Linked DNA regions of Homo sapiens: regions 2 and 3 are each linked to region 1. A link is a loop called in an ENCODE intact Hi-C map of the cell type or tissue named here. Cell type or tissue: CD4-positive, alpha-beta T cell. All regions are shown on one strand. Region 1 overlaps CAMK1D (calcium/calmodulin dependent protein kinase ID). Region 2 overlaps CAMK1D (calcium/calmodulin dependent protein kinase ID). Region 3 overlaps CAMK1D (calcium/calmodulin dependent protein kinase ID).

Evidence for each region. A loop is a pair of places that touch in the nucleus more often than their neighbours do. Peaks named below come from ENCODE experiments on the same cell type or tissue, not always from the same donor. Only the 100,000 strongest peaks of a DNase experiment are listed, where the experiment ranks them.
Region 2: it touches region 1 in a loop (3-fold over the local background); 3 of 110 quality-filtered maps call a loop at or near these places.
Region 3: a loop joins it to region 1, with 4 times the contacts of the local background. A loop is called at or near these places in 3 of 110 quality-filtered maps.

Annotation. Positions count from the first base shown.
Region 1 is chr10:12,447,415-12,449,914 of GRCh38, forward strand. The region is part of intron 1 of CAMK1D (calcium/calmodulin dependent protein kinase ID); the gene reads left to right. Among named protein-coding and RNA genes, the nearest start is that of CAMK1D, 99 kb to the left of the region's middle. RefSeq lists an enhancer at 992-2,191. In CD4-positive, alpha-beta T cell, no CTCF peak of the experiment used is centred here; a DNase peak (open chromatin) is centred at 1,487; H3K4me3 peaks cover 866 bases; H3K27ac peaks cover 1,023 bases.
Region 2 is chr10:12,593,863-12,596,362 of GRCh38, forward strand. The region is part of intron 2 of CAMK1D (calcium/calmodulin dependent protein kinase ID); the gene reads left to right. Among named protein-coding and RNA genes, the nearest start is that of MIR4480, 16 kb to the left of the region's middle. In CD4-positive, alpha-beta T cell, no CTCF peak of the experiment used is centred here; DNase peaks (open chromatin) are centred at 679 and 979; H3K27ac peaks cover 2,258 bases.
Region 3 is chr10:12,604,950-12,607,449 of GRCh38, forward strand. All of the region lies in intron 2 of CAMK1D (calcium/calmodulin dependent protein kinase ID), which reads left to right. Among named protein-coding and RNA genes, the nearest start is that of MIR4480, 27 kb to the left of the region's middle. RefSeq lists an enhancer at 804-853. In CD4-positive, alpha-beta T cell, no CTCF peak of the experiment used is centred here; DNase peaks (open chromatin) are centred at 932 and 1,212; H3K4me3 peaks cover 1,224 bases; H3K27ac peaks cover 1,509 bases.

The DNA of each region.
Region 1 (2,500 bases):
TTTAGGGCTAGGTGTGGTGGCTCATGCCTGTAATCCCAACACTTTGGGAAGCTGAGACAGAAAGATTGCTTGAGGCCAAGAGTTTGAGAACAGCCTGGGCTACATAGCAAGACCCCGTCTCTCCAAAAAATTAAGAAATTAGCTGAGTGTAGTTGTGTGCACCTGGGGTCCCAACTACTCAAAAGAGTGAGGTGGGAGGATTGCCTGAGCCTGAGAGGTTGGGACTGAAGTAAGCCAAGATTGTGCCACAGCATTCCAGCCTTGGTGATAGAGTGAGATCCTATTTCAAAAAAAAATATTGATTTTAAGTTAATTTTGTAGTTCACTGTAGTCTTGAACTCTTGGACTCAAGTGATCCTCCTGCCTCAGCCTCCTGAGTAACGAGGACTACAGGTATGTATCACCATGCTTGGCTGATTTATTTTTTTTACTTATTTTTATTATTATTATTTTTTGAGATGGAGTTTCGCTCTTGTTGCCCAGGCTAGGGTGCAATGGCACAATCTCGGCTCACTGAAACCTCTGCCTTTGGATTCAAGTGATTGTCCTGCCTCAGCCTCCCAAGTATTTGGGATTACAGGTGTGTGCCACTACACCTGGCTAATTTTTTTCTGTTTTTAGTAGAGACAGGGTTTCACCATGTTGGTCAGGCTAGTCTCGAACTCCTGACCTTAAGTGATCCTCCTGCCTTGGCCTCCCAAAGTGTTGGGATTACAGGCATGAGCCACGACTCCTGGACTTTTTTACTTACTTTTACTTTTTGTATTTTTATTTTTACTTATTTTTATTTATTTATTTTTTTGTTTCTCTATATTGCCCAGGCTGATCTTGAACTCCTGGCCTCAAGTGATCCTCCTGCCTTGGCCTCCCAAAGTGTTGGGATTACAAGCGTGAGCCACGATGCCTGGATTTTTTACTTATTTTTACTTTTTGTATTTTTATTTTTGCTTATTTTAATTTTTATTTTTTTTTTGTTTCTCTATATTGCCCAGGCTGATCTTGAACTCCTGGCCTCAAGTGATCCTCCTGCCTCAGCCTCCCAAAGTTGCTGAGATTACAGGTATGGGCCACCATGCCTGGCCCACAGAGTTCTCTGGAGGAGAAACTGTAGAGCCGTGTGGATTCTTGCCTGGGTTTGTTTAGAGATACTACGGACTTCTTGCCTAGGTTTGTTTGGAGAAGAGTCAAGCAGTACTTGAGTGATTTGAATTTTTGTTGAGAAAAACAAAGTGAAAAACATTTTTTCGACATCAGATATGTTGTTTTAGCCTCTGTGGCAGATTTTATTTTTCTCTTTTACTTTTTGTTTTTATCCTTTTGTACTATTTTTAAAGAAAGGAATGAGAAGAAATTATCCCCGGACCATTCCTCCCGGTGAAAAACATGAAATGTGACTATCCGGAAATGGAGTGTGATCACAGGGGCACGTACGGCTGAGTCATCCAAAACGCTGACTGTCGTGTAGGGCTCCGTGGTTTTGGTGGTTTTCTTAACTTCTCTGTGCCCTGGTTACTTCATCAATGTGATGGAGATAATAATCTCATCGGATGTTGTGATTTACTGAGATCATTCTTGTAAACACTTAGAATAGTTCCTGGTACACAGCAAGCGGTTTGTGATTGTTATTGTATGATTCTATCCAGATTCTATTACGTCATGTTACTATGTTATGAAAGATTCCAGTTCCTTGGTGCACTGATGTGGTCTTTGAAACTCAGAACAAATGTTACCTGGGCCGATGTTACATGAGTATTTGGCCATTAAAATCAGATAAAGAGGCCAACCTAGCAAGTTACTCTCATTGAAGTGTGGCTTGTCTGCCATCCTCATTGGGAGCACGTAGAACCTCCCCAAGCTGAGTGGGCAGGGTCCGTGTGGCTGTGTGAAGGGCCCCGTCGTCTTGTGTAGCTGCTCCCGTGTTGAGAGTATAGCATGTTGAAAACAGCCTTGGCAGGAACCACGCTTGCTGTTAACCAGCTCGTCCACTAACCAGCTGTGTATACCCTAGGTCAGGCCAGCTGTTTAAAAAAAAAAAAAGTGAAGATATTTGCTAAGAGAGTAGATCTCAAGTGCCATCATCACACGCACACAAGGGGTGATGATGGCAGTTGATAGGTATGTTAGCTTGATCATGGTGATCATTTTATGATGTATACATATATCAAAACATCATGTTACGATGTATACATATATCAAAACATCATGTTACGATGTATACATATATCAAAACATCATGTTGTATACCTAAATATATACCATTTTTATTTGTCAGTCATACCTCAGTAAAGCTTAAAAAAAGACACATGTTGGCCGGGCGTGGTGGCCCACGCCTATAATCATTTGGGAGGCCTAGGTGGGTGGATCACTGGAGGTTAGGAATTTGAGATTAGCCTGGCCAACATGGCGAAACCCCACCTCTACTAAAAATATAGAAATTATCTGGGCATGGTGGCAGGCGCCTGTAATCCCAGCTAACTGGGAGGCTGAGGTGGGAGAATCG
Region 2 (2,500 bases), 150 kb after region 1:
AGTTGCGTTGCCTTCTTCTCTCATTAAAACATGGCCAGGCGCGGTGGCTCACGCCTGTAATCTCAGCACTTTGGGAGGCCGAGGTGGGTGGATCACTTGAGGTCAGGAGTTCGAGACCAGCCTGACCAACGTGGTGAAACCCCATCTCTACTAAATACAAAAAATTAGCCTGGCGTGGTGGCACATGCCTGTAATCCCAGCTACTTGGGAGGCTGAGGCAGGAGAATCACTTGAGCCTTGGAGGCTGAGGTTGCAGTGAGCCGAGATCGTGCCATTGCACTCTAATAACACAATCATGGGAGTGAAGTTCTGTCATTATAAGAGGTGAGCTCAGCTTAAGAGCATGATAACATCCACATTACAGGGAGGAACAGTGGACATGTCAAATTCTCATTGCTGTGATTTGGGGCAAGAAAAAATAACAGGCACCACCTAGCAACCCTACCCCAAGCATCTCAAGATGTGGTAATTTCTTTTATACAAAACAAGTTTGTTTTGTTCAACCACGTTTAAGCCTATAGGTGTGATCCTTGTTTTTATAGGCAGCTAATTTCAAAGTGACATTTTGGGATGGGTTAATTTCACTTGTATTTTTCTTGCTTTTTGAATGCCTTACAGTTGAGGCTGTCAGCACTCGGCCTCCACCACAGCCAAGAGTCAGACAGAATGTGGAACCACCCACCAAGTGGGCCAATGACAATGGGCTCTACGTTTCTGTCCCTTCTCATTTCCTGCTGTAAACTTTCAGGGAGTCAGTGAACTCAAGCGTTTCTGTCAGATATAGAAACATTTCCCATGGTTGGAAAGTTAAAGGCTAGTTTAGGTTACAGGCAGTTTGTCTGCTGGAAAATACATAGTTTTCAGACACTTCCTTTTCTGGTAATAAACAAAAACAAAATCAGGAAACTGTTTCCAGGAGGTTGAACGTGTGGTTCTCATCTGCTCGGCCTCATGCGGTGTTCAAGTCCCAGGAAGTGGTTGACGTAGGTGGGGCAGCCATATTGCAGCCAGGCCCAGGCTGCAGGAAGGAATTGACTATATAGGTCAGGATCCACTTGCGGAAAGCAGAAATGATTCCAGCTGGTTTAAGCACAGGGTGATGAGAATTTCAAGTGCTGACACTGACAATGAAAGGCGGGGAAGGAGACTCACTCCATGCTGAGGTTCCAGGCATGATCTTCAAGGTGATCTGGGGGAGACCAGGTGTGGTGCCTCATGCCTGTAATCCCAACACTATGGGAGGCTGAAGAGGGCAGATCATCTGAGGTCAGGAGTTCAATACCATCCTGGCCAACATGGTGAAACTCCGTCTCTACTAAAAATACAAAAATTAGCCAGGCATGGTGGCATGTGCCTTCAATCCCAGCTACTCTGGAGGCTGAGGCAGGAGAATCGCTTGCACCTGGGAGGTGGAGGTTGCAATGAGCCGAGATCACACCATTGCACTCTGGCCTGGGCAACAAGAGTGAAACTCCATCTGAAAAAAAAAAAAAAAAAAAAAAGGATGGTTTTAGGAGAGATTCTTCTTTTGCTAAAGCTAGGAACTTGAGGAATTATCAGAATGTGGGCAGTCACTAAAATGCTGCTGGCTTGTGGAATACACCTTCCCCCGATTCTAGGCTCATGAACTTGGGCCTGGTCCCTGGGACCTTTGCATCTGAGGTGGGGTGATTGATCCAGGCCCATCTTGAATGTCTTGATTGTATCTTTGCATTTGCGTTTTGTAAGTCAAGTCCAACGTGCGTGCTCTGGGCCATGCGTCTTCTGTCCATAGCCCGTTCTGTCCCCTACCCCTTGACCATGTTTCCAGGGTGAGTGTTCAGCTGCCCACTTTCTGGTCCCACCCAGAGACCACTGCCACCTGAGGAAGCGTGACATTAGATAGCAAATTTTAAAAATACCATGACAGGTCAATAAAGAGACCACAGAAGAAAGGGGAAAGTATTTCCTCCTGATTTTTGAACAAGGTGCCTGGCATTTTTGTATTGCACTGGGCTGTGAAAGCTGTGTAGCCAACTCTGAATGCATCTCATCGCTTCCTACTATGAGTAGCAGCTTCTGCCTTCCCTCCTTTCCAGGGCTAAGTCTCTGCTTGGGGGAGAGTCAGGCCACACATGGAACCCAGCTGCAGGGGAGTCTGGGAAAGGAGTTGTTAGGGTTTTGTCTTCTGGCAAGCAGTAAGACACCCTAAAAGGGGTGGAGATGAGAGAGCTCTTCAGTCCTAAAAAGGGACATAGCCCAGGAAGACCCAAGAAGGGAAAGCAGGAAGTGAGGAGAGTGTGGGCATTTGGAGGAGGGGTTGAGTTTATCCCCCTTTAAAAGAGAAACTGTCGACAAAATAAATGTAGTAGAATTTCTTTGAGCATTAAAGGATTCATGAGTTGGGCAGCCCTCACAAACAGAAGAGGTTCAGAGATCTAGGCTTTGGCAGCATGAGCAGTGGGCTTCTATAGGCTGAACTTGGAAGCAAAGTAAAGCATTTATTTGATTGGCTCCAGCT
Region 3 (2,500 bases), 160 kb after region 1:
CAATCTCAACTCACTGCAACCTCTGCCTCCTGGGTTCAAGTGATTCTCCTGCATCAGCCTCCTGAGTAGCTGGGACTACAGGCACCTGCCACCACTCCTGGTTAATTTTTTGTATCTTTAGTAGAGACGGGGTTTCACCATGTTATACAGGATGGTCTCGATCTCCTGACCTTGTATCTGCCTGCCTCGGCCTCCCAAAGTGCTGGGATTAGAGGCATGAGCCACCGTGCCGGGTACCAGTGCAGTACTTTTATTTTACAGAGAAAATAACAGGCCTGGCTCCATGAAGGCCATGAGGCTAGGAAGGTCTGGCTCCTAGGTCAGGGCACCTCCCTGTGAACCATATGGCTTCTAATATATAGTGTGATGGTGGATAGAAACCATTCAAGTGTGTGTGTGTGTGTGTGTGTGTGTGTGTATGTGTGTCAAAGAGAGAGACAGACACACATATATACACCCCTTGGCCAGAACTTCACTACTGTGGCAGATAGTATTTGCATCCGTGCCATCTTCCAAAAGCATTTAGCCCTGGCTGCCCACCCCTGCCCAGCACCTGGTGATTCCAGGCCACTCAGGGGCCCACTCTGACCCTCGGTGGCTCTTCGCCACCCTCTTCTCTGTGATCCAAGCAGAACTTCTGCAGTACAGTTTGTGCCCACTCACTTCAGAGAGATGATACAAAACACTTCTCAGGAGTGAGCAGGTGACAGTTGGGGAGGAAGGAGGGGAGCCCTGGGGGCTGCGGTGCCACTGGCAGCCCCAGAAAACACTGCCGCATTGCCCAGCTCTGCCTCAGCCCTGGGCTGTCCTTGGACAGGGCCATGGGATGCCACTTCCCTCTCTCTCCCTTTGGCAGAGAGCCCTCGGAAACAGGAGTTATTGAGAAACCAAAAGTAAACAGCTCAGCCTCTCCCCGGGGCCTGTGGAGCCTGTTGCCCCGGATGGATGGGGTTAGTGCCAGCAGCTGCTCAGATGATCTGTGGGGCATGTTCTGGGGTGGAGGGGGCTGGGAGCCACGGGGCAGAATTTGGCCGTGAGAGAAGCATTGCAAAGGTCATCGTAGGCCTGACTTCTAGGGCACATCGTCAGATCGAGGTCGGAGAAAAGGCAAAACTGCAAGCCCCTTCCTCATGCTTGCTTCACAGCCACGCCGCTTGGAGTTGAAAGCAGCCAGAATAACCGTTTCCTTTGAGTTAACAACGCAGGTGCCGTCATCCTCCTGTGAGCCGCGGCTGCTCAGGGACCACAGGGGAGGGAGCGCGGGGCCTCTGAATCGGGCATCACTTTCTGCTCTGCCCCATGGGCCCCTCACACACAGCACCTACTAGGGACAGACAGTTCAGGAGTCAGAGACAGGGATGCCAGGCGACCCCGGCACAGAGTCGGTCACGCACGTTTCCTCCACTGTCCTGACCTGCCTACTTCCGCCTAACCCATTTGGCTGAGCTGGTACTGATGTTCTTAAGATGGCAAAAATCAGTCGATGGGGCTTGGGCTCTGAGATCTGCCTGATAGTTGTAGGAACCACGGACGGCCCTCCCTGGGCAGGGCTCAGAATGGATGGCTGGATTTTAACTCGTGGTTTCCTGATGGTTTGGGAAGGACATTTGAAACATCCTCCTCTGTGGAGTCTCCCTTTGCCCCATGCCTAGAACCAGGGGTTGCACGTGCTCATTTCTCTCCTGCCGTATGTATAATCAGGGCTCTCATGCGTTGATCCCTGTGGCGTCTCGGGCACCACGCCCAACTCTGAAGTCTGTATGTGCCCTTTAATCACTCGGAGATTGCTGGGGATTGGATATTATCATTCGCAAAGTGTAGATGAGAAACCTGAGGCTTGTCTTGCCTGTGTTCTCCAGCAAGGAAGTGACAGATAATTTTTTTTTTCTTTTTTTTGGAGATGGAGTCTCGCTCTGTCACCGGGCTGGAGTGCCGTGGCGCAGTCTCAGCTCACTGCAACCTCCGCCTCCTGGGTTCAAGTGATTCTCCTGCCTCAGCCTCCCTAGTAGCTGGGAATACAGGCGTCCACCACCATACCCCGCTAATTTTTGTATTTTTAGTAGAGACGGGGTTTCACCATGTTGGCCAGGATGGTCTCAATCTCTTGACCTCGTGATCCACCCACCTCGGCCTCCCAAAGTGCTGGGATTATAGCATGAGCCACCGCGCCTGGCCCAGAAGTAACAGATAATTTAAGCCCAGTTCCATCTCTCTCGTCCATACGTGCAGCCACCTGCCAGTGGAGTGAATGCCCATTTATGCTTCTTTCCCTTCCGGCCTCCCTCCCTTTCTTCTTTCCTGCCTTTCCAACTGGGCTTTAAAGCCAAGTAGAAATTTATCATCTGCATGTCTCATTCTGTGCATTAGTGAGGCTAATCCAGGGTTTGCTGTATGAGAACCTCCTAGTAAAGTATCTGAAAGCATCGCTGTAAAGGATAAATTTGTCATGAGAGGTGTTGTGGGTTCTAGGGAGAGACATTCAGAAAACCACCTAGGCCGT